4 separate regions of the Homo sapiens genome follow, and all the other regions are linked to region 3. Evidence: chromatin contacts called from ENCODE Hi-C or POLR2A ChIA-PET data. All regions are on one chromosome and are shown on one strand. The core of a region is the stretch at or near the end of the contact, and the rest is flanking DNA. Distances in the headings are between cores, read along the strand shown. Region 1 holds the start of CREBZF (CREB/ATF bZIP transcription factor). Region 2 overlaps SYTL2 (synaptotagmin like 2). Region 3 holds the start of CCDC83 (coiled-coil domain containing 83). Region 4 overlaps PICALM (phosphatidylinositol binding clathrin assembly protein).

Region 1 (5,562 bases), core at 499-2,998, 190 kb after region 3:
GTTAAGCAGGACAAGGAGTCCTTTTATTTATTCTTCTAGATACCACAGGTCATACTTTTTTCACACCTTGAAATAATTGTTTTCATTCAGGTGAGCTTTAGTGTTATGGCTTCAGTCAAAACTGTAGACTTTATTCACTCACTCACTCAATATTTGTTGAAGCCTATGCAGTACCAGGCACGTTTCTCAATATTTGGGACCTGTCAGTGTTCAACTTCCCTGGACCTTGCTTTCTGTGTCTCTAAGAAATACTGTATAGAAGCAGCTATCCTCGAGGATATCTACTACATTATTCAGTATCCTATAGAGAAGTTTCTTTAAGATTTAAGAACTAGAAGAGCAGTTAAAGAATTCATGTATATTTTACTCATGAACAAAGGAAAATTCATTTCTCTTTTTTTGTTTGGGCTGTCAGGAAACAATTTTTAGCCCAATTCAAACAACTGAGTAAGATATTGCATCCATCCAATTCCAAGATTAACCTTTTCCCCTTTCAGAAATCCTTCTCTTCCTAGTTCATCTTTTATTGGCCTTGCTTTTTAAAAATTCAAAATGTTTTGTTTTACTATATTCTAATGTACTTGTAAACTGCTTCAAATCTCAAATCCCTTGTGGGATGTGAACCTAAATATCTGTATTTGTAAACTGCTTCAAATCTGAAATCCCTTGTGGGATGTGAACCTAAATAACAAACAGAAAAGGTCTCTAAAATAAAAGACATGTTTTGAGAATGGAGCATTTCAGTGGGAAAACGCATGCCATAGTAAACTATGTGTGTATTCAGGAAGACGAAGGAAGACAAAGAGTTTTAAAGGAAAAAAAAATGAGGATGGTTACACATTGTTTTGAACTAATTATCTTAGCTACAAAGGTCAATAACAAGGGTGACGTCAGTTAAAGGTTGGACAGGCAGTTTCTGGGCAGACATCCTTGCAGAGGTTTTGTATAAGGTCGTGATGGTCTTTGTGCAACGTTGTGGTTTTTACAGTCTTTGTTTTCAGGCATACAAGCATGAGTACCCTCTCTTCATAGCCTTTCCTGGCTCTATTTGTCAGAGTTTTTGTTTGTTTGTTACCCAAATGCAGTAAGTCAGTACTGATTGGATTTTGGCTCAAGTGAAAACATCTACTTACAAAAATGGCAAGAACAACTGAAGACAATTTTTGTAAGCAATGTTGTATTCTACATTCATTTTGCTTTGGTTTTAATTTTTTTTAATTGACAAATAATAACTGTCATATTCATTGGGTACATAGTGATATTTCTATACATATGGAATGTAGTGATCAGGTTAGGGTAACTAGCATATCCATTATCCAACTGAGGACATCTAGTATGGCCCAGGTATTAAATAGTATTAGTAAACGATTGTTAATTTTCTGAAGACTTGGTAATAGTATTATGATTATGAAAAAAAAGTCCTTATTTTTAGAGATGCACACTGAAGTACGCAGGGGTGTGGTGTCTCATCTGCAACTTTAGGATGATTCAGCAAAAAAAAAATTTACAAGCATTTATGTAAAGATAAAGCAAATATAGCAAAATGTTGTGTTGAACTGTTGAGTCTGGGTATTGGGTGGTATTGAATTAGGGTGGATAAATCTAGAGACTTGTTATTTTTGCCGCTGTTATTATGACATCACTAGAAAGCTGGAATTATTCCCACTCTAAAGCACCCTGAAATCTCGCGACACTACGGCCTGGTGGCGCGCGAAACGCGGTGGGCGGGACTGGGGCGAAAACCACTGACTTCCGGCTACGCCGTTGTCTGGGTGGCGCGGTCGAGTCATCGCAGGGCCTCACCGCTTCGTTCTCCCGTCCCTCCCCGCGCCTTGGCGCGGGGGGTCGACTAGCCAAGTGAGGCGGGAGGCGACTCGGACCTTTCCCTGCATTTCGTTTCGGCCAGTGCCGGGGGCTACCCGCCCTGGGGCCTGGGATCCTTGGGGCCCGTGAGGCCCACTCTTAGCGGCCGGGGCCTACCGCGGCCCGCCGCTGGCCCTCATGAGGCATAGCCTGACCAAGCTGCTGGCAGCCTCGGGCAGCAACTCCCCAACCCGCAGTGAGAGCCCGGAGCCGGCTGCAACTTGTTCGCTGCCCTCTGACCTGACCCGGGCTGCAGCGGGGGAGGAGGAGACGGCGGCGGCCGGATCTCCCGGCCGCAAGCAGCAGTTTGGCGACGAAGGAGAGTTGGAAGCCGGGAGGGGGAGCCGCGGCGGCGTGGCCGTGCGCGCGCCCTCCCCCGAGGAGATGGAGGAGGAGGCGATCGCCAGCCTCCCGGGGGAAGAGACGGAGGATATGGACTTTCTGTCTGGGCTGGAACTGGCGGATCTCCTGGACCCCAGGCAACCGGACTGGCACCTGGACCCCGGGCTTAGCTCGCCGGGGCCTCTCTCCTCGTCTGGCGGAGGCTCGGATAGCGGCGGCCTGTGGAGAGGGGACGATGACGATGAGGCCGCGGCTGCTGAAATGCAGCGCTTCTCTGACCTGCTGCAAAGGCTGTTAAACGGTATCGGAGGCTGCAGCAGCAGCAGTGACAGTGGCAGCGCCGAAAAGAGGCGGAGAAAGTCCCCAGGAGGAGGCGGCGGTGGCGGCAGCGGTAACGACAACAACCAGGCGGCGACAAAGAGTCCCCGGAAGGCGGCGGCGGCCGCTGCCCGCCTTAATCGACTGAAGAAGAAGGAGTACGTGATGGGGCTGGAGAGTCGAGTCCGGGGTCTGGCAGCCGAGAACCAGGAGCTGCGGGCCGAGAATCGGGAGCTGGGCAAACGCGTACAGGCACTGCAGGAGGAGAGTCGCTACCTACGGGCAGTCTTAGCCAACGAGACTGGACTGGCTCGCTTGCTGAGCCGGCTGAGCGGCGTGGGACTGCGGCTGACCACCTCGCTCTTCAGAGACTCGCCCGCCGGTGACCACGACTACGCTCTGCCGGTGGGAAAGCAGAAGCAGGACCTGCTGGAAGAGGACGACTCGGCGGGAGGAGTCTGTCTCCATGTGGACAAGGATAAGGTGTCGGTGGAGTTCTGCTCGGCGTGCGCCCGGAAGGCGTCGTCTTCTCTTAAAATGTAGGGTCAAGTAATCTGCTCTTTATCCGCGTTTACCCCTTTCAACTCCCTTACACCATGTCAAACTTACCTTAGTGGGACATCTTCACCGGACACATTTCAGAGGAGAGAAAAAAAGTAATATTGAATCTTAAAGTGTTTAGCTAAAAGCATGAATGTGACACAGTAACCAACTCCTAATGATAACATGTGACTATTAAATCTCTCTGACAGTTTCTTTTTTAGGTGATTTCCTTCCTGCCAGGCTCCGTTGTAGGGGTTACAGAACAGTCGTTCCCGCCTCACAACCTGGTAAGGATCCATCTCTTCCCGTAACGCTCATGCTCTGCTGCTTTGTCTACTTTAATGGGCAACATCTCAGTTTGTGTGTGTGTGATTTTTTTTTTTTTTTCTGTTTTGGAAGGTGGGAGGGAAATCTAATTTGGGCCCTGTCCACCCTGGAAACAGACTTGTGCTGGTCAAGAATGTATTTAAGATGCCTCTTCTGGTTGAAATAGCTATTAATGTGTCCCCTTATTCAGACTTGCGTGTACCTAGCTCTTCTGTCCCCAGTGTGGACATGGCCTTGGATGACATCGGTTCCAACTGTACACTGAAACCTGCTTATAGAGAGACAGTTTGGAGACAGTGAAACAGGTGAAGTTGAATGGAAGTTCCGAGTTGTACAAGGTGCAAATTGGAATTCCGATTTTAGGGCAACTTTTCAGAGGTTGACAGTTAAGTATTTGGGGCATGCACAAATGTGATAGTTATTTTGCTGGAGGTGACAGGTATCTCTTAAATATCAACAATGCCTTTTAGTTTTCAGTATGAGATATAGAAACAGTCTATAATGGAGTAACATTTTAATGTCTCACCATTAGAGAAGTTGGAAATTAACATACATATGAGACTCCTGCGTTTTAGTTAATTGGAGAATAAGAATGGCTAATGTTTCTTTGAGGACCAGCAGTGATTACCCTATCACTGAGATTGAATAAATTGTTGAACATCTTTATTTTTGTTGTATTAAAATTTTAGGTTAAATTTATATATGTATGATTAGATATTGAAGGTTGTGAAATGTGAATGAAAACGTGTAAAGTGAGGCTTCACAAAGAATCTTATTCTCTGTGTTTCAAAAGTATTTGTCCTATTTTAAAATAATTTTTTAAATTGAGTGGTTCTGGCCACTTAAATGACACGATTGGTACTATTTTCCTAAGGTGGGATTTATTCCCTTGAATCTATTAACCAGTTGTATAAATTGAATTATGGTGTCCTTCAGTGTAAGAGGCATTAAGAAATTCTTTGTGAAACATCACTGCTTGATAAAGTATATACGTATTTAGCATCCTTGTTTTTCTTTGTGCTAAAGTGGATACAGCTGTTGGGGCAGAAGAGACGGGACCAGCTGCTGGCCACATTTCCTGCTTTATTTTAAAAGGTAGTATAAGAAATGAGGAAAAAGAGGTAATATCAGGGCTTCTGCTGTTTTTTATTTTTAACATGTTCATAATTAAAAAGTATTTTCCAGCAGTCCAAAGATGTAAGTTATCTTACACATAAAATGTTTTATTTTGTTATTTGGTTATGAAAATGGAATCCTTGTTCTTGCACAACTGTAAATGTTTTGTTGCTAGATAATACGATTTGAGACCTGAATTGGTCTTTGGTTTCCAGTGCATCACAGCATATTTTGTAAAATCATCTACTACTGCACTTGAGCATGAATGGGTAGTAGCCAAACTCACAAATTGGAGTGATGAACCTGCTTATACCTAAGGGCAGGAGCAAGCCCCTCACAATGCAGCTGCATGGGTTTTTAGTGCCTACTGAATTATATATATATATACATATATATATATATATATAAACCAAAAGTAGTTGGAAAGATTATTTGAAATGACTAATTTGTGCTATCTTTATGAAATATGTTAAATGTAGCTTTTTTGAAACAGAAGCCTTGAATTGAAATTTAACTAATACTTGAACATTTTGTATATATTTCTTTGTATATAATTTTGTGCAGTACCAATGACAAAAATATGGTGTCATAATAAAACCAGGTTTGTTGATCTTTTAGTTATGGGCTCAAAGAATTTATTCATCTCTAACATGATATTGGAAAATAATGGATGAAAATAGGAAAAATGATTGTTAATGCTGACTGTGGGTCTTAAAAGGTTCTGGAAAGCAGTAAGTTCATTTTTCTAAAAACTATAACATTCTGTTGGAGTATTTTCTTCCTTACGTCAATACTTTTCCTGCATTATTTGAAATTGTGGGCTGGGGAGAAACAGTAGTCAAAGCTTTCTGAATTGAGATACTTTGAAATTCCAAGTGTAGATTTTTAGAATGTCATTTTATAAATGGCAGTTTTTGGAATTACTTGATAAGAACTTTTGAAAATGGAAGGATTAGTATGGCCTATTTTTAAAGCTGCTTTGTTAGGTTCCTTATGTTTTATTAACTGTCTTTTCTCAGTTTCCATTTCATTTTTTTTTTTCTAGTTTTGGTG
Region 2 (5,766 bases), core at 357-2,856, 130 kb after region 3:
TGACTTGGTGACAGATGACACTACTTTAAGAGAAAATGGCTCAAAGACCCTATCACCCAGCAAAATTGAATTGAAGCCTGTGAGATCTGACTCACCATTCCAAGCAGAGGGAGATATGCTGGTTTCTGAAAGTTGCCAAGATAATAATGTGAATATCAAATCCAAATTCATGAATTTGTCCCAAAAAGGCACCCCAAAGGAAGGCCCAGGTATATTGCAACCATTTGAAAGCTATGGCACCCCAAGTCAAGGGAGTAAAAATATGGACTATAGCCAAGATTCAAAAAGCCCAGGAAAAGGGAATGGGGCATCTCCTTCAAATAGTAACTATTCCTACAGTGTTCTCAAGGAATCTGATGCAGAAAACCAAGTTCCATGCAACACTAATAATATTGGCAACTTGGGTGAAGAAGAACCCAAGTTTCATGCTCATGAAGAAAATAGAGGACACTCAGAAGTGAATTTTGACTCTTCAACAGTTGTCAAAGAACCAGGTTTGAAAGATAACATGAATGCAGAGAGAAAGAGCAAAGTAGGAAATACCTATATCCTGAAAGCCTCCTTAGAGCCAGAGAATATTAAGTCAACACCTGGGGTTGCCAACAATGGCTCTCCTTGGAAGAAGCCTGAGGTCCAATTCCAGCAAGAAGCTGGTGAGGTTCCCAAGAACCAAGTGCAGAGAGAGAAATACAAAAGAGTGAGTGACAGAATATCCTTTTGGGAAGGAGAGAAAGCTGGTGCTAAGATAACTCATGAAAAACCCACATCTTCATGTAGCCAGGAACAACCTTCTGCTAAAGCATATCAGCCTGTGAAGAAGTCACAGGGTGTATCATCCATGGACAGTTTATCTACAGACCAGAGTGAATATAATCAGGCCATTCCCAAACGAGTGGTCTTAGATGAGGATGATCAAGCATCCCAGCTCTCCAATTCTTATTCCTCAAATAAATCTAAAGAGACCAAGCCACAAATAGCAGGTCCATCCAGATACTATCTTTCAGCTGAGCAATCAGATAAAGTGTCTCTGTTTCAGAATAAGAAAAATGAGCCTATAAAAAGATCACAAGTGGCAGACAGTTTGCCTTCTAGAAGAAACATTACTTTACCAGCACTGCAACCTCCCTCAAATGTCGGGAGTGAACGACATGCTCCATTGGAGAAAGACAGACCTCTAGTTCGTGAATCAAATGCCAACTTTAAAGTTATGTCCCTAAAAGAAAGAATGGATGAACCCAATGCAGAACAGGTCTATAATCCCTCTCAGTTTGAGAATTTGAGAAAGTTTTGGGACTTAGAAGCTAATTCAAACAGTAAGGATAATGACAAGAATATTACCACCACAAGCCAAAAAAATTCTGCACCTTTTAATAGGCAGAAACACAAGGAATTCAGCGACATTAAATTATCAGGTAAAAATACCCATGAAGCAGAGGTGCTTCTAAGCCCAAAAAAAGTTATGGCAAGAGAGGAAATGGAGAAATTAAATTCAAAGGGCATACTCCAGGTGCTACCAGATGAAATCACATTTCCTTTGAGTCCACTTAGAAAGTATACTTATCAGTTGCCAGGAAATGAGTCATCAAAGGAAAATGTGGAAAAGAATACGGAAGGGATTGTTACTCCAGTGTTTAAGGAAGAAAAGGATTACTCAGAACAAGAGATTCAAGAATCCATAATAAAAACCAATGTTTTGTCTAAAGACTGCAAAGACACTTTTAATGACAGCTTGCAGAAACTGCTTTCAGAAACCTCAACACCAGCAATTCAACCCTCTGGTGGAAAAGTTCATGGAAAACAAGTGCTTGAACCAAGTGTTTCTGAAAATAGGACATGGCCTCAAAAAACAGATTTTGCTGATACTGAGGAAGAAGTCAAAGGACCTGAGAAGATCATTAATGAGCATGTTGACAAAACAGTAGTTCATCCAAAGGTTAAACGGAACTCTTTGACTGCTAGTCTAGACAAACTCCTGAAGGAAGCAACTGGAACTTCACCCTCTCCCTTGCAAGCCAAGTTGGCGCCTGTTATCACTGGAACCAACTCTAAGCTGGAAGAGGGGAGATTTTTTGGAAAAGGGATAGAACAGAGTCACAATACTTCAGCTGATAAGAGAGAAATACTAGCTCCTTTTCCAGTGAGAGATGAAACTTTTGGAAATACAGCTCTCCTCAAGAAAGCTGAAAGTGGTGAGTGCCAGCTAAGCACACAGAATTTGATTCAGATGGCTGCAGAAGATTCTCATCCATTGGATCCAACTTCCCAGCTTTCCAGAAAGGGTTCTTTTGGGGATGTGGCCAGCCCTCCCCAAGATATGCTTTTTCCCCAGGATGCTCATCTTGTTCCCCAGGCTAGGGTACACCCTTCTCAAACGGAAATTTCGGAGACTGTAGAGAAAGTCATTCTTCCACCCAGACCTGTATTGAATGATGTAAGTGCTGCATTACAGAAGCTGTGTGGAGAAGTATGGTTAAGTTATCCAGCTGGAAGGGAAGTAGGTCCTGGAGAAGTGAACCCAGAATTTCCTGAAGCAGTACAGCCAGTATGTAGCCCCCTAAATCCTCCAGGAGTGATATCACCATGGGCTACGATGGACACCATAGTTCCAGACAGGAAGGATTTTTATTCCTCCAATGTAGTTCCTGATAAAACTCATGAAGTTGGATCTTATTTAGCTGCCCAAATGTCTCCATCAGACCAGACGCTTAGCTCATTTGCTTCCATTGTTGCTCAATATGGCAAAGGCCTCCCTCAGGAAGTGGAAGAAATTGTGAGGGAAACAATTGTTCAACCCAAATCAGAGTTCCTCGAATTCAGTGCTGGCTTAGAAAAACTACTGAAGGAAGAAACTGAAACCTTCCCCTCAAAATATGAAAGTGATACAGGGAATCTTTCTCCATCAAAGTTAATAGGTAGTACAGAGGAGCCCAGGCGAGCCACTTCTGAATGCCATCCTGAGGAATTAAAAGAAACAGTAGAAAAGGCCGAGGCTCCGTTAATAACTGAGAGTGCTTTTGATGCTGGTTTTGAGAAACTTCTTAAAGAAATAACTGAAGCTCCTCCTTATCAGCCCCAGGTGTCAGTGAGAGAAGAAACTCACGAGAAGGAGTCCTCACAGTCAGAGCAGACCAGGTTCTTGGGGACAGTGCCCCATTTTTACAGGGCAGCCTCACAGACCTCTGAAATGAAGGATAAAAGTAATGGTTTGGAATCTCAAGTCAACCAATGTGATAAAATGTTGGGAGGAGACGCACTTGTGACTGATTTATTGGTAGATTTTTGTGGTTCCAGAAGTGGAGTTGAGATCCCTAGAACCCCACAACTTTATGTGGCTCATGAAATAGGGACCATTAAAACTGTAACCCCCCCAGAGGACAGGGACAGTGAAAGTGGGGTTGCAGGGGGACAAGGGACTCTTCAGGAACCTGGCTTTGGAGAGGCTTCTGAAGCAATTAGTGTGTCCAGAAATAGGCAACCCATTCCTCTCCTGATGAACAAAGAAAACTCTACAAAAACAAGTAAAGTTGAATTGACTCTAGCATCGCCATATATGAAACAAGAGAAAGAGGAAGAAAAAGAAGGTTTCTCTGAGTCTGATTTTTCAGATGGAAACACCAGTTCTAATGCAGAGAGCTGGAGAAATCCTTCCAGTGAGCATTTAAAATTTTTTAACTCACAGTGAGTCTGCTTTATGGAATGCTGATGTAAAGGATGATTTTTTTTAATTGGGATTAATTTGATATTCTTAAATGATGTTAAATTCTTCTTACCACTTCTGTGTTCCTGAGACTTTCTTAATTAAAAAAATTATTTATATTTTTTAATCAAATGCATTACATAATTCTTAAATGATGTTAAATTCTTCTTACCACTTCTGTGTTCCTGAGACTTTCTTAATTAAAAAAATTATTTATATTTTTTAATCAAATGCATTACGTAAAACAGCTTTCCTATAAGGCTGTTTCAGAGTCTGAGTTGACTTCTCTTTAATCTACCTATAGAACTTTTAGGTTTCAAAAAATACTTTTTAAATGACTTTTTGGGTTTGGAAAGTACCTTTAATACATTTAAGCTAGTTTTCCTCCTGGAAATATTTAGAATTTCTTCCTTAATTGGCAACCTTTATAGAAGTCTGGTAAGATTTGTCGCAAAGATGTGCCACAGATGGACACAAATTTCCCATTCGGGAGCAATATCTTACCACAGTGGTGGCTAAATGCTAGGGACAAAATACAAGGCCGGAACTTTCCTTCCCTCAGATACCTTGTGCTGTGGTGTTTTGTTGCCACTTTCTCCCTCTCATTTTCAATTATATGCACAATCTTCCCTTTCTAGAGTATGACTTTGGCCAGATGACTCACCTGATGCCACCTAAGGGCATTGCCTGGCCAGGTACATTTCTCTGGCTCCAGCCTTGGCTAAGTTGATGACCTGAGTCGATCTCCACATTCATCTACATGAACGTGGGGGCGTTGGTTTTGGCGGCCAGGCTGTAAAATGTAGGGCTTGTCTCAGTTTGCTATTTAATCAACATGTGGACATTTTAGCAGAGAAACCCCAGAGCAAATAGGAATGAGAAGCTACCTGATTAAAATGATGAAATGATAGAGAATGTTTTTTGGCTGGGACATTTTAACCAAAGTTGCACAACTGATGCTGATTGCCTTCCTTGTAGTTTAGTAGAATTTGTCATTTGTTTAGCTCCTTTTCGTTCCAGTGAAAATAGATAAGCTTTACTGAGTGGCTTACTTTGAGGTGTGGACTCCTTTGTAAGTAGCTATAGGGTCTCTTCTTGAACACTGACCAAAGAATCCACCTTTAATCCTATTCAGTTAAGTTGAAGCCCCTCTAAAAAATTTTGTTGTTAATAAAAAAAAGAAAGAAATTGAAATATCAATCTCTAAAACCATACATATTTATTTATAAATCTCTAATTAAATCTCTAAATTTATTTAATCTCTAAAGTAAATAAATTTAATTAATTAATAATTAATTAATGTAATGGCAAGAATAAAGCCAGCATGTTAAACTTGTTGAGGTAGGCTCTTACTAAACTGCCCATGAGTTGCTAGTGTAAACTGACCCACAGGAGAAGGAGCGCTTGCAAATTTGCAATTATGTTAGAGACTATCATCTAATGTGTATCCCAGCATAACTGACTGAATAGTAAAAAGCCTATCTAAAAAGGCAGCGTTAAATAATCACCTAGGCTGGGCACGGTGGCTCACGCCTGTAATCCCAGCACTTTGGGAGGCCAAGGCGGGCAGATCATGAGGTGAGGATATCGAGACCATCCTGGCTAACATGGTGAAACCCCATCTCTACTAAAAAATACAATAAAGTAGCCGGGCGTGGTGGTGGCTGTAGTCCCAGCTACTCGGGAGGCTGAGGCAGCAGAATGGTGTGAACCCTGAGGCGGAGCTTGCAGTGAGTCGAGATCACGCCACTGCACTCCAGCCTGGGCTACAGAGCAAGACTTCATCTCAAAAAAAAAAAAAAAAAAAAAAAAAATCACCTAAACAGAGCCCAGAGAAGACATTTTAGAATAACAAGCCAATTAAGAAGTATCAAATGGTATAGTCATGATTTTAATTTAGGTTTATATACTCTAACCTAAATTATTATTTTAAAGCAAACTGCAGTGGGGGTGGGGTGAAAAATGAAGAGAAACCTACTATAAGGGTACTGTAATTTTGGGGAGCAAGCTAACACATTTGACTTGCGGCTGAGCTCTTAACTAAGCAATACCTCAGTATGCTCCTTTGG
Region 3 (5,671 bases), core at 1,978-4,477:
TTGTACCCCTATCATGACCAAGGCTTGAGGAGGGGCCTCTCAATTCCCCCTGCCACACTTGGAACAGTATGAGGGATGCAGCAGAGGCCAAAAACTGAGTGACCAGCCCCAGGGAGTCAATAGGGGACACTGACAAACCAATCACAAAGTGGGTGCCATTTGCTCTTAGGGAGGAGAGGCAGGGCCTGGACAAGGACAGCAGTTGGAAGGCGAAGGGCAGGTCTGGCTTTCAGTAGTGGTAGTGATCTGGCTTGAAGGGGCCATCACGGGACAAGTACAGGTAATGGGCTTGCAGCTCAGTCAGCTTGGTCAATTTCACATTCAGCTTGCCCAGGTGGGCTTCAGCCATTGCCTCATTCAGCTTCTTGGGCAGGAAGAGAACCATAACCTGGTACTTGTCTGGGTGGGTCTGCAGCTCAGTCTGCGCCATCACTTGGTTGGTGAAGGAGTTACTTATCAAGAAGCTGAGGTGGCCCATGGCACAACCCAGGTTGACCAGCTGACCCTCAGCTAGCAGGATGATGTGGTGTGCATTCTTCAGCTGATACCAGTCCACCTGGGGCTTGATGTTGACTCTCTCCACAGTATTCTTGTTGAGCCACTTGACATCAATCTCCATGTCAAAGTGTCCAGTGTTACAAATGATGGCATCATCCTTCATCTGCTTAAAGTGCCAGCCAAGGATGATGTTAACACAGCCTGTGGTGGTGACAAAGATGTTGTCCTCCTGACAGGCCTCGTCTATGGTGGCCACCTCATAGCCCTTCATGGCAGCCTGCAGTATGTTGATGGGGTCGATCTTGATGATGATGACATGGGCCTGAAACCCCACAGGGCCTGGGCACAGCCTTTGCCCATGTCGCCACAGCCTGCTACCACTGCTACCTTGCTGGCAATCATCACGTCTGTGGCCCACTTGATGCTATCTATGAGGGACTCCTGGCAGCCGGAGAGGTTGTCAAACTTGCTCTTGGTGACGGAGTTGTTGACATTGATGGCAGGCACTTTCAGGATCCCATTGGCCATCATCTTGTGTAGCTTGTGGACCCCAATCATGGTCTCCTTGAAGATGCCTCACATCCCCGACAAGAGCTGTGGGTACTTGGTGTGGATGAGGTTGGTGGGGGCCCAAGCGACATCCAGAATCACGTTGAGGAGGCCGTCTTTGAAGTATAATGTCTGCTTGGTGCACCACAGGTACTCCTCCTCTGTTTCGCCCTTCCAGGCGTACAACTGGAATGCCAGCCTTGGCAATGGCAGCTGCCTCATGGTCCTGGGTGATGTTGCAGCTGGACCACTGCAGCTTGGCACCCAGGGTAATGAGGGTCTCAATGAGGATGGCCATCTCCATGGGTCCTATGGAGGCAACTGGTGATGCGCGTGCCCTTCGAGGGCTTGGAGGGTTGAGTACAGCTCCCACATGCACGTCAGGCCCGGCATCTGGTTCTCCACAATATCCAGGGCTTTGCATCCCCAGAAGTCCAGGCCAATGTCAGTGACTTTGTAGGGCAGTTTGTCAGACATGCTGGTGGTGCTTGTGATAGACATGGCTGAAGGGGCCCAAGCCTCGATCTGGGGACAGGCACTGGGGGTATGGCACTGGGCAGGGGGTTCCCAGGTAGTTTATTCGTTTTGTGGCTACTGCAAATGAGATTGCACAGAACACATGTTTAACTTAATTAGAAATGGTCTCCAGTAAATGTTTTTAAAAATCCTGAATTAATTTAAAGCCATTCAGTGGTAATAGTACCACCTAAAACATTAATTTTAAAAATTGAGACCGCTTTTCATATTGATTATGTATATATGATAGGGACCAAAATTGTTAGTGTTAAAATGTAAAATTTGCCCGGTTTGGAAATATGTTAAAATCATATATTAAAATCAAGGTATTTAAAAATATCTAGATGAGTGACATTTTCAAGTTTCACTTGGACGACTGATGATGTACATTACATTAGCATGTATTTTCTTCACCAATCCTTTAGTCATGGCACATTTTTCTACTGCAGTACCCAAAGATATTGGAGTCTTAGCTTTAAAATTAGTCCGTCTTCTGATCCAGAGTTGCTAATATCAAATAGTTTGAACTGCAGTATATTACACTAACTTCTCTAGTAACCAGAACTACATTTTTTTCCCACTCTTACTGTCCTTCAGTTTTAGAATTATCAACAAAGAAAAGAAAAATAACTATGAAAATATTATTATGAGGATAAGGGAAAAATATGCAATAATAATGGTAGAGAACAAAAAGGCTTCTTTCTACCTTCAAATAGCAGTAGTGAGTCTAAAGAGGATCTTCTGGAGGTGGCTGTAAGGCAATCCATGAGCAATTATCACATAGACTGATAAATACCCAGTCATTATTTTTCCCCTCTGTCATCACAGGAATCTTTCTTTTCCTTTTTTTTTTTTTTTTTTTGGCTTAGATAGGGCACTTTTTCCCATCTCTTAATCACTTCCTCAACTCTCTCTCTTGCCCAGCAGAAAATTATGGGATAAGGAAGGGAGTGAGGCAACAACATGGCACTGTACAAATGTGACAAATTCATAAAAGAAACCAAGTGTTTTCTTTAGAAGAATGTTGTAGTATCCAGAGCAAGAAGTTGAAACCAATCTATGAATTGGGATATGAGGGTAAAAGACATCAATAACACACTTAGCACATATGAAGTACCTACAGCGGAAGAGCATTGCGCTGGTATTGAGAAGGATGCAAGAGTATGTGAGGTCCTCAGAAAGCATTCACTAGACTCAGAATTTGGTGAGAGAGGCACTAAGAGAAGCAAGACCGAGCTTAGTCCCAGCTCCTGCACAGAGTTGTATAACCTAGGCCAAGTCTCTGAACCTCTGACCTGTTTCCTCCTCCATCTGTCCTAGTTGCTGTCCGGGCTATGAGGCTCCAAACGCTTTGGGAAAACTGTCAAGTGATAAAGCCTCATAAGAATGGAAGGCATTCTTAGTCTGCTCTGCGTCTGCTGTGTGCTAGGGGCTGTGTGAGGGCACCGTGAAGGTTACAAACCTGAATCAAATTCAGAGCCTGCCTTTCGAGAGGGCAAATAATGTATCCAGGGGTTCTACCGCAAGGCGGAGAGATGGGTTAACATTCTGATCAGATTAAAAAGGCCTGCCCTCCTTCTCATCTCCTGGGTGGAGAAGAGGAGTGGGCCTATCAGAGCCCTTCCCAGCAGCTCCTAACGGCCCAAGAACGGCGCTTCGTGGACAAGACCAGGAGGGCGCGACCCCCAGGCTGATCTCGAAGCGGCGCAAGCCCAGGCCCGTGGAGAGTGGAGCCCGTGGAGGGTGGTCGGGGGGAAGCTTATAAAGTCTTCAGTGTCAGACTGGAAGGAGTCGGGGGCCAAGAAAAGAGGCCAGCCAGTCTCCTGACATCCCCTCCACAGCCTGCAGGGGCGGATACCCGGCCCTGGGCGGACAGCTCGCACTTCCTTTCAGCCCGCCGGCCAGGCCTACCGGCTCCACTGCAGCGGCTGCTGCGCCCTGCATTTCCAAGGCAACCGACGTCCTCCTCCCTACTCCCTCCCCACCCGCCCTAGCTTAGCCGCGAACGGCGGGCCGAGCGCGCCATCTGGTGGCGACGCAGGGAAGGGTCCCGGCCGAGCGCCCGCGCCGCCGCCTTGGTAGCAGCGGTAGCGCTCTCCCGCCTTCCTCCGCGCGGGATTTTCGGCGTCCCTCAGCCAGCTGGTCTCAAACGCTCACGCGCTCGTTGGCTCCCTTTAGTCGCAAGCCTGGAAGTTGGTGACTGTAGACACAGGGCCCACGGGCTTCGTGCTGTGACCGTGAGCAGGTCATTTGGATCTCAGAGTTTGTGTCTTCCGCTGTAAAATGAGACGCCTGGACTCGGTGGCGCTTTCCGCACAGTTCGGGGGACGGGGACGGGGCCTGGTTGTCTGGTGAGGCTTCTGCGCGCCTCTGTCCCGCTGCGCTCCTTCCACAATGGCGGCTTGTCTTCTTTCTACTTTCGTGCACTAATTCTTTGGTTTTAGCTCTTAATAAGAATGGCAGGTCCCTGGACTAAATGCTTACAGGGCAACTTCCTGCTGTATAAGTCCTTGATTCTGTTTTTCTTCTCGCTTTCCTTTTTTGTTCGTAAACCTAAAGAAAGGAATTTAAGTCCAGCATTTCCCACTCTTCGCTTTTTGCTGTTCTTTCCTCCGAGAGAGAAAAAGAAAATCCTACACGTACAGCCTTTAAAGTTCCTCTTTCCTCTCCTGCATTATTTCTCATTATCTGCCGCAAGATAATTTTCTTTTTTTGGTACTTGACACTGGCTTTGAACGGACAACTTTTTTTTTTTTTAATGAGTGGAAATATTCATTTATTCAGCACTTAGAAATAACAGTTCTTGATAATATTATGATTTATAATTTATACATGGTGTATTTTAATGAATTGCAGGTGTTTAAGAAATAAGTAATATAGCAGGGCGCGGTGGCTCATGCTTGTAATCCCTCACGCCTACAATCCCTCACGCCTGTAATCTCAGCAGTTTGGGAGGCCGAGGTGGACAGATTGCTTGCGGTAAGGAGTTTGAGACCAGCGTAGGCAACATGGCGAAACCCCATCTCTACGAAAAATTAGCCAGGCATAGTGGTGAGTGCCTGTAGTCCCAGCTACTTCGGAGGTGGAGGCCGAAGAATTGCTTGAGCCTGGAAGGCTGAGATCTCAGTGAGCCGAGACTGCCACTGCACGGGTGACAGAGCGAGCCTCTGTCTCAAAGAAAGAAAGAGTATGTACCTGGATATGTATTTTTATTTTTATTTTTATTTTTTACAGCTTAACGAGATTTTTTTATTTTCCTGACTTTTTGCTTTGGAGAATTAGTCAGTAGTTAAGGTCTATCTTGTTCGTTTACTATGGGGTTTGAATTTGAGATGGGGCTGACGTCACTTTGGGGCCCTTTTCTTTTCTTCTTTTTTTTTTTTTTTTTTATTGATCATTCTTGGGTGTTTCTCGCAGAGGGGGATTTGGCAGGGTCATAGGACAATAGTGGAGGGAAGGTCAGCAGATAAACAAGTGAACAAAGGTCTCTGGTTTTCCTAGGCAGAGGACCCTGTGGCCTTCCGCAGTGTTTGTGTCCCTGGGTACTTGAGATTAGGGAGTGGTGATGACTCTTAAGGAGCATGCTGCCTTCAAGCATCTGTTTAACAAAGCCCATCTTGCACCGCCCTTAATCCATTTAACCCTGAGTGGACACAGCACATGTTTCAGAGAGCACCGGGTTGGGGGCAAGGTCATAGATCAACAGCATCCCAAGGCAGAAGAATCTTTCCTAGTACAGAACAAAATGGAGTCTCCTATGTCTACTTTTTTCTACTCAAGACACGGCAACAATCTGATTTCTCTATCTTTTCCCCACATTTCCCCCTTTTCTATTCCACAAAACCGCCATTGTCATCATGGCCTGTTCTCAATGAGCTGTTGGGTACGCCTCCCAGACGGGGTGGCGGCCGGGCAGAGGGGCTCCTCGCTTCCCAGAAGGGGCGGCCGGGCAGAGGCGCCCCCGACCTCCCGGACGGGGAGGCGGCCGGGCGGAGGCGCTCCTCACTTCCCAGACAGGGTGGCTGCCGGGCGCAGGGGCTCCTCACTTCTCAGACGGGGCGGCTGCTGGGCGGAGGGGCTCCTCACTTCTCAGACGGGGCGGCCGGGT
Region 4 (5,551 bases), core at 2,651-5,150, 170 kb before region 3:
TTGAAATATTACATGTTTTAGTAGCTAAAGTGGATATAATTTGTTGAGATGAATTGTTCCTTCATATTCGTAGCTATTTTCTTATTTATGTTTTTTTGAGACGAAGTCTCGTTCTGTCACCAGGCTGGAGTGCAGTGGCATGATCTTGGCTCACTGCAACCTCCGCCTCCCGGGTTCAAGCGATTCTCCTGCCTCAGCCTCCCGAGTAGCTGGGACTACCCGCGCATGTCACCACGCCCAGCTACTTTGTGTATCTTTAGTAGAGATGGGGTTTCACCATGTTGGCCAGGATGGTCTGCATCTCTTGACCTCATGATCTGCTTGCCTCGGCCTCCCAAAGTGCTGGGATTACAGGCGTGAGCCACCACACCCGGCCTGCTATTTTTTATTTAGTAACTTGAAATGGACATAATGTGGTTATAGCTGTCCATGCACATTGTCTTAATGGGATCTGTTTTACTTAGTTCTGTAACTAGGCTGTTAGCATTATAGAATGTTAGCTTTAGGGAGAACCTCATAAAGGATATGCCAAATGAATTGGGAATATTCAACAGTGAGGCTCAATCAGGGAAATGTCTTTAGAGAAGGTGAGATTTGTGCTGGGCTTCAAGAGAAGGATGAGAAGATGAGTTGGCTTAAGCACAGGTACAATACATGAATGTGAAAGTAAGGACAGATACACAGATGTATATGGATGTGAAAGTCATTCACATGGATATGAGTATTTAAGATTTACAGAGCAAATGAATGTGAATAGAATATATATGAATGGTGTATTTGAGAACATGTAGTGGCAGATAGCCCTCAAGAAGCTGTTCAGAGCCAAAATCAAGCACAAAAATTTTTTATAGAGTTGGAATTTTATAATGCAGTAGAGAGAGGAGGGGAGAGGGAATTATGTGTTACCAGGAAAGCATCATAGCTTAGTCAAGTTAGATCAGAGTAAACCAAATCTTGAAGATGCTGAGACTGTTTCAGTTGTTCTGGTTATCTAGTGTAGAGTTAATCAGGGCCTGAACTGTGGTTCTTCTGGAGGTGTAAAAAAAAAAAAAGATCAGGGGAATTTTTTTTTTTTTTTAATGTGACTGGCTGTATTTGAGTTTGGAGGTGTTCAGTCCAATACTTGTTTCCCTTTGGTAAGTGCAGGTATTGCTTAAAAAGAATTTAATACCCTATCTTCCAGACATTCTAGAAGACCAGTAATCTATATGTAGGACCCATTGTTACAAAATGCATTATATTTTAACAAGAGTTACGGCGCTCTAACTTAAGGAAAAAAAATTAAAACAGTAGACCCCCTCTCTTGAAAAAAAAATTTTTTTTTTCTTTGAGACAGGATCTGGTTCTGTTGCTGAGGCTGGAGTAAGAGAGACCGGGGCTTGCTCTGTCACCTAGGCTGGGTGCAGTGGTATGATCGTAGCTCACTGCAGCCTCTAACTCCTGGCTCAAGCGGTCCTCCCTTCAGCCTCCTGAGCAGCTGGGATTACAGATGTGCACCACCACGCCTGGCTAATATTTTTATTCTTAAATATTTTGTAGAGATGGGCTCTTGCTCTGTTGACCAGGTTGGTCTTGAACTCTTGGTCTAAAGCGATCCTCCTAAGCCTCCCAAAGTGCTGGGATTACAGGCATGAGCCACCACACCTGGCCTCTTTTTGAAATCTTAAACAGAAGCCAGATATATATTATAGATAAAAATGGAGTGTCTCTATTTTCAGGGGCATGGAAGAAACTGCCTACTCATCCTTTAATTTTCACTTCCTCCCTCATTCAGTTCATTTTAACTTTAAAAGTCTATGGAAAACAAGATGCAGAGCAGTGCTCTAGGCAGAGTTTATGCATATATCCAAGTAGGTTTTTTGTGTCTTATTAGCGACTGATTTATCATTTTCTTAAGATGGAAATTAAGCAATTCTAGTGGTAAGGTGTTAATAATTTCACTCTTTTTATGTAGACGAGAGGTTGAGCCTTGAAGGATGAGAGGTGTTTACCGTCTTAGGATGGGGTATAGTAGATAGAACCATATGAACCGAAGAGCTGAGGAATGTGAGCATGTAACACCTGACGTGTACAGTAGTAGGTATGAAGTCATATGGGAGCAGTATTTTTTTTTCTATTTTGTTCACTGATTTTTCTCCACTGGTACTTAATAGGCACTCAATAAATATTTTGCTAAATAAATGAACTGGTGATGTTGAAATCCAGTTAGTTTACATTTTGGTTGGTTTTGGTATTGTCTTTTAAAGGTAGCAAAGACCAAGTAATTAAATTTGTTAGATGAATATGAGATAAAATGGGTTCACTTTTCAATGAGGAGCAAAAATTTATAGACTTCCTTGAGCCAGGTAATAACTAAAACACAAAGTTTTTGGTGTTTTTAGAAAATAATATTGATTAGATTTTATGTTGCTAAAGTTTTCAAGTCAAGGTCATGATGAAACAAAATCTTAGAATGATTTATGTATTCATTTAGAAAGTTTCATTGAAAACATTCATATAATTGTTTTTGTTACACCCTGAACTTGCATGTTGCCATTTCTTATATTACACAGTAATTTTTTATACTTTTTATAAGGTTGGCACATACAAGTTATGGTTCTAAATACAGCTAAAGATTTTAGGAGTATAAAAATTATATAAAGTTGCTTGATTTGAGGAATGGGATTGTGGTTCCATAGGATGTTAAATTTGAGTTGTGAGATTATCAAGTTGTGTAAAAGAACGTTTTTCTAATTCCTGATGAATAAAGAATAGGAATATTGAGAGAATAGTGAAGTTCTAAGGGAAGAGGTTTTTTTTTTAAAACTACATAGGACTTATCTGATTTAAATATGAAGCCTTAAGAGAATTTAATGGTAATGTTATTAATTAGTTACTTAATTTACATACTAAATTGAATTGGGATATCAAGACATTTTATAGCCATTGGATGCAATGAGTTGTTTTTCTAGGCATATTGGGATTTTTAGTCATTTATAAAAACTTGTCTCTCTCTTTGTTTTGTTTTTGTTTTTGTTTTTTTACAGGATATGACATGTCTACATTTATTAGGCGGTATAGTAGATATTTAAATGAGAAAGCAGTTTCATACAGACAAGTTGCATTTGATTTCACAAAAGTGAAGAGAGGGTGAGTTAAGCTTTTTTTGACATCTAATTGATTTGAATTTTTAAAAATGTAAAACATAGGAGTTACTAGATTATGAATTATGAAATTTTAGCCAGTTTTAAAAGATGAGCCTCATTTTTCTTTGATGAGGTATATCAAGTACTTTTTGTGGTAGGATTTGTTTTTAAGTTCTTTTTATAGCACCTTTATTGAGATATCATTCACATAACAAAATTTATCATTTTAAAGTGTGTAATTCATTGGTTTTTAGTGTATTTACAAAGTTGTCCAACATCACCACTAATTTCAGAACATTTTTATCACCTCCACAAAGAAACTCTATACCTATTAGCATTCATTTCCTATTCCCTCTTCCCCTAGATCCTGGCAACCATGAATCTACTTTCTGTGTCTCTGGGCTTGTCTATTCTGAACATTTCATATAAATGAAATTATACAATATGTGACCTTTGTGTAGCATGATATGTCCAAGTTATAGCATCCATGTTATTTCATATATCAGTATTTTATTCCTTTTTCTAGCCAAATCATATTTTACTTTATGGACATATACTGCATTTTGTTTATCTGTTCATAAGGTGATGGCCACTTGAATAGTTTCTACTTTTGCCTATTAGGAATAATGGTGCTGTGAACATTAGATTTTATGTGGATTATCTTTTTAATTCTCTTCGGTGTATACCTAGAAGTGGAATTGCTGTGTCATATGGTAACTCTTATGTTTGTCATTTTGAGGAACTGCCAAATCATTTTTCAAAGCAGTTGAATCACTTTACGTTCCCACCAGCAATGTATGGCACTTTCAGTTTCTCCCTATTCTTGCCATACTTGTTATTTTCTGGGTTTTTTTTTGCCTTTTTTTTTTTTTCTTAAATGGTAGCCATCCTAGTGGGTGTGAACTGGTGTCTTGTGATTTTTAGTTTGCATTTCCCTGATGGCTAATGATATTGAGCATTTTTTTTGAGCTGTTGACCATTTGCATATCGTCTTTTGAAAAAATGCCTCTTCAAACCCTTTGCCCTGTTTTTATTTTTTATTTTCACTTTTTGAGACAGTGGCACCATCCCAGCTCACTGCAGTGTCGACCTCCTGTGCTCAAGCAATTTTTCCCCCTCAGCCTGCTGAGTAGCTGGGAACACAGGCATGCAACACTATGCTCAGTTAATTTTTAAAAAAATTTTCATACAAATGAGTTCTCACTATGTTGCCAAGGCTGGTCTTGAACTCCTGGGCTCAAGCAGTCTTCCCATTTTGGCCTCCCACAGTGTTGAGATTATAGGCTTGAGCTACTGACCTGGCCTTTTGCTCATTTTTAAATTGGGTTACTTGCCCTTTTTATTGTTAAGTTGCAAGAATTTTAAAAAATATGTTCTGGGCACCAGTTTCTTATCGCATAAATAATTTGCAAATATTTTTCTCCCATGGCTTGTCTTTTCAGTTTCTTGTTGGTGTTTTTTGAAGAACAAACATTTTTAATTAATTAAGTGTATCTTTTTTTTCCTTTGGTTGCTTGTACTTTTGTAATCATGTCTAAGAAATCATTGTTTAATCCAGGGTCACAAAGATTTACTCCTACTTTTTATTCTAAGAATCTTGTATTTTTTGCCCATATAGTTAGGTTCTTATCTATTTGGAATTAACTTTTGTATATGGTGTGAGAGGTGAGTCCAAATTTATTCTTTTGTATGTGGATATTGAGTTATCCCAGCAACATTTTGTGAAATTACTCTTCTTTCCCCATTGGATAGTCTTAGTACCTTGTTGAAGATGAGTTGACCATAAATGTAAAGGTTTATTTCTGGACTTGCAGTTCTGTTCTGTTGATCTGTATGTATATCTTCATGCCAGTACCACATTGTCTTGATTACTGTTGCTTTGCAGTGTGTTTTAAAATTAGAACGTGTGAGTCTTCCAATTCTATTCTTTTTTTTTTTTTTTTTTTCCCAAGATTGTTTTAGCTGTTCTGGGCCCCTTGCATTCCCATGTGAATTTCAGGATCAGCTTTTTGATTTCTGCAGAAAAGATAGCTGGGATTTTGTGGGGGATTGCATTGAATCTATAGATCAGTTTGGGGAGTATTACCTTCTTAATGATTAAATTTCTAGTCTATGAACAAGAGATGTGTTTCTGTTTATTTGGATCTTTTTTCATTTCTTTCAGTGCTGTTTTGTATTTAAGCTTTCTTTTAATCTTAAATGCAGAAGATGCATTTAATTTTTGCTGCACCCTAAATAACAATCATCTTAGTACATGATCCAGTCACATGAATGATATAGTCAGTGCTTCTATAAGTGATAACACCTGATATGCAGATTTTTTTCCTAGGATATAGGATGAGGCCTCAGGAGAAAGCCACTGAAGACATTCTTAGCAGCAGCGATGACCCTTGTAGCTATGAAGACCTGTCTTGAAGGGAATCTGG

The links. Hi-C counts contacts between places; a loop is a spot of excess contacts on that map. ChIA-PET counts read pairs that join two places held with the same protein, here RNA polymerase II (POLR2A). Pooled maps may share reads with other maps.
Region 1: a map of IMR-90 shows a loop between it and region 3 (14-fold over the local background). The contact joins the promoter of CREBZF here to the promoter of CCDC83 in region 3. A Hi-C loop is called at or near these places in 12 of 168 maps with a recorded cell type or tissue (B cell, CD4-positive, alpha-beta memory T cell, CD8-positive, alpha-beta T cell and 8 more), 7 of 37 single-sample maps with no recorded cell type and 20 of 50 pooled maps. POLR2A ChIA-PET finds 5 or more read pairs at or near these places in 12 of 52 experiments (CD4-positive, alpha-beta T cell, CD4-positive, alpha-beta memory T cell, CD8-positive, alpha-beta memory T cell and 8 more).
Region 2: a loop to region 3 is called in a map of endothelial cell of umbilical vein, with 2.2 times the contacts of the local background. The contact joins the enhancer-like site here to the promoter of CCDC83 in region 3. A Hi-C loop is called at or near these places in 2 of 168 maps with a recorded cell type or tissue (PC-9 and endothelial cell of umbilical vein) and 2 of 50 pooled maps. POLR2A ChIA-PET finds 5 or more read pairs at or near these places in 6 of 52 experiments (AG04449, Caco-2, H1 and 3 more).
Region 4: a pooled map shows a loop between it and region 3 (3-fold over the local background). The contact joins the enhancer-like site here to the promoter of CCDC83 in region 3. A Hi-C loop is called at or near these places in 4 of 168 maps with a recorded cell type or tissue (HepG2, colonic mucosa, heart right ventricle and 1 more), 4 of 37 single-sample maps with no recorded cell type and 4 of 50 pooled maps. POLR2A ChIA-PET finds 5 or more read pairs at or near these places in 1 of 52 experiments (A673).

Annotation. Positions count from the first base shown.
Region 1 is chr11:85,661,315-85,666,876 of GRCh38, reverse strand. It overlaps CREBZF (CREB/ATF bZIP transcription factor), which reads left to right and starts at 1,748. Exons shown (of 1, transcript NM_001039618.4): 1 at 1,748-5,562. The coding sequence starts at 2,002. The coding sequence ends at 3,066. RefSeq lists enhancers at 2,165-2,214, 2,485-2,774, 2,885-3,124.
Region 2 is chr11:85,721,916-85,727,681 of GRCh38, reverse strand. SYTL2 (synaptotagmin like 2) reads left to right here. Exons shown (of 20, transcript NM_206927.4): 8 at 1-3,650. Among named protein-coding and RNA genes, the nearest start is that of CCDC89, 39 kb to the right of the region's middle. Within about 2 kb of position 1,606, at least 5 of the 41 ENCODE cell types and tissues checked have a DNase peak (open chromatin) inside an H3K27ac peak, as active enhancers do; they include PC-9 and endothelial cell of umbilical vein, where a contact is called at or near this core.
Region 3 is chr11:85,852,939-85,858,609 of GRCh38, reverse strand. CCDC83 (coiled-coil domain containing 83) reads right to left here and starts at 3,227. Exons shown (of 11, transcript NM_001286159.2): 1 at 3,026-3,227. It also overlaps a transcript of SYTL2 not described here and the pseudogene AHCYP6.
Region 4 is chr11:86,019,945-86,025,495 of GRCh38, reverse strand. PICALM (phosphatidylinositol binding clathrin assembly protein) reads left to right here. Exons shown (of 20, transcript NM_007166.4): 4 at 3,027-3,129. Among named protein-coding and RNA genes, the nearest start is that of PICALM, 46 kb to the left of the region's middle. Within about 2 kb of position 3,900, at least 2 of the 41 ENCODE cell types and tissues checked have a DNase peak (open chromatin) inside an H3K27ac peak, as active enhancers do.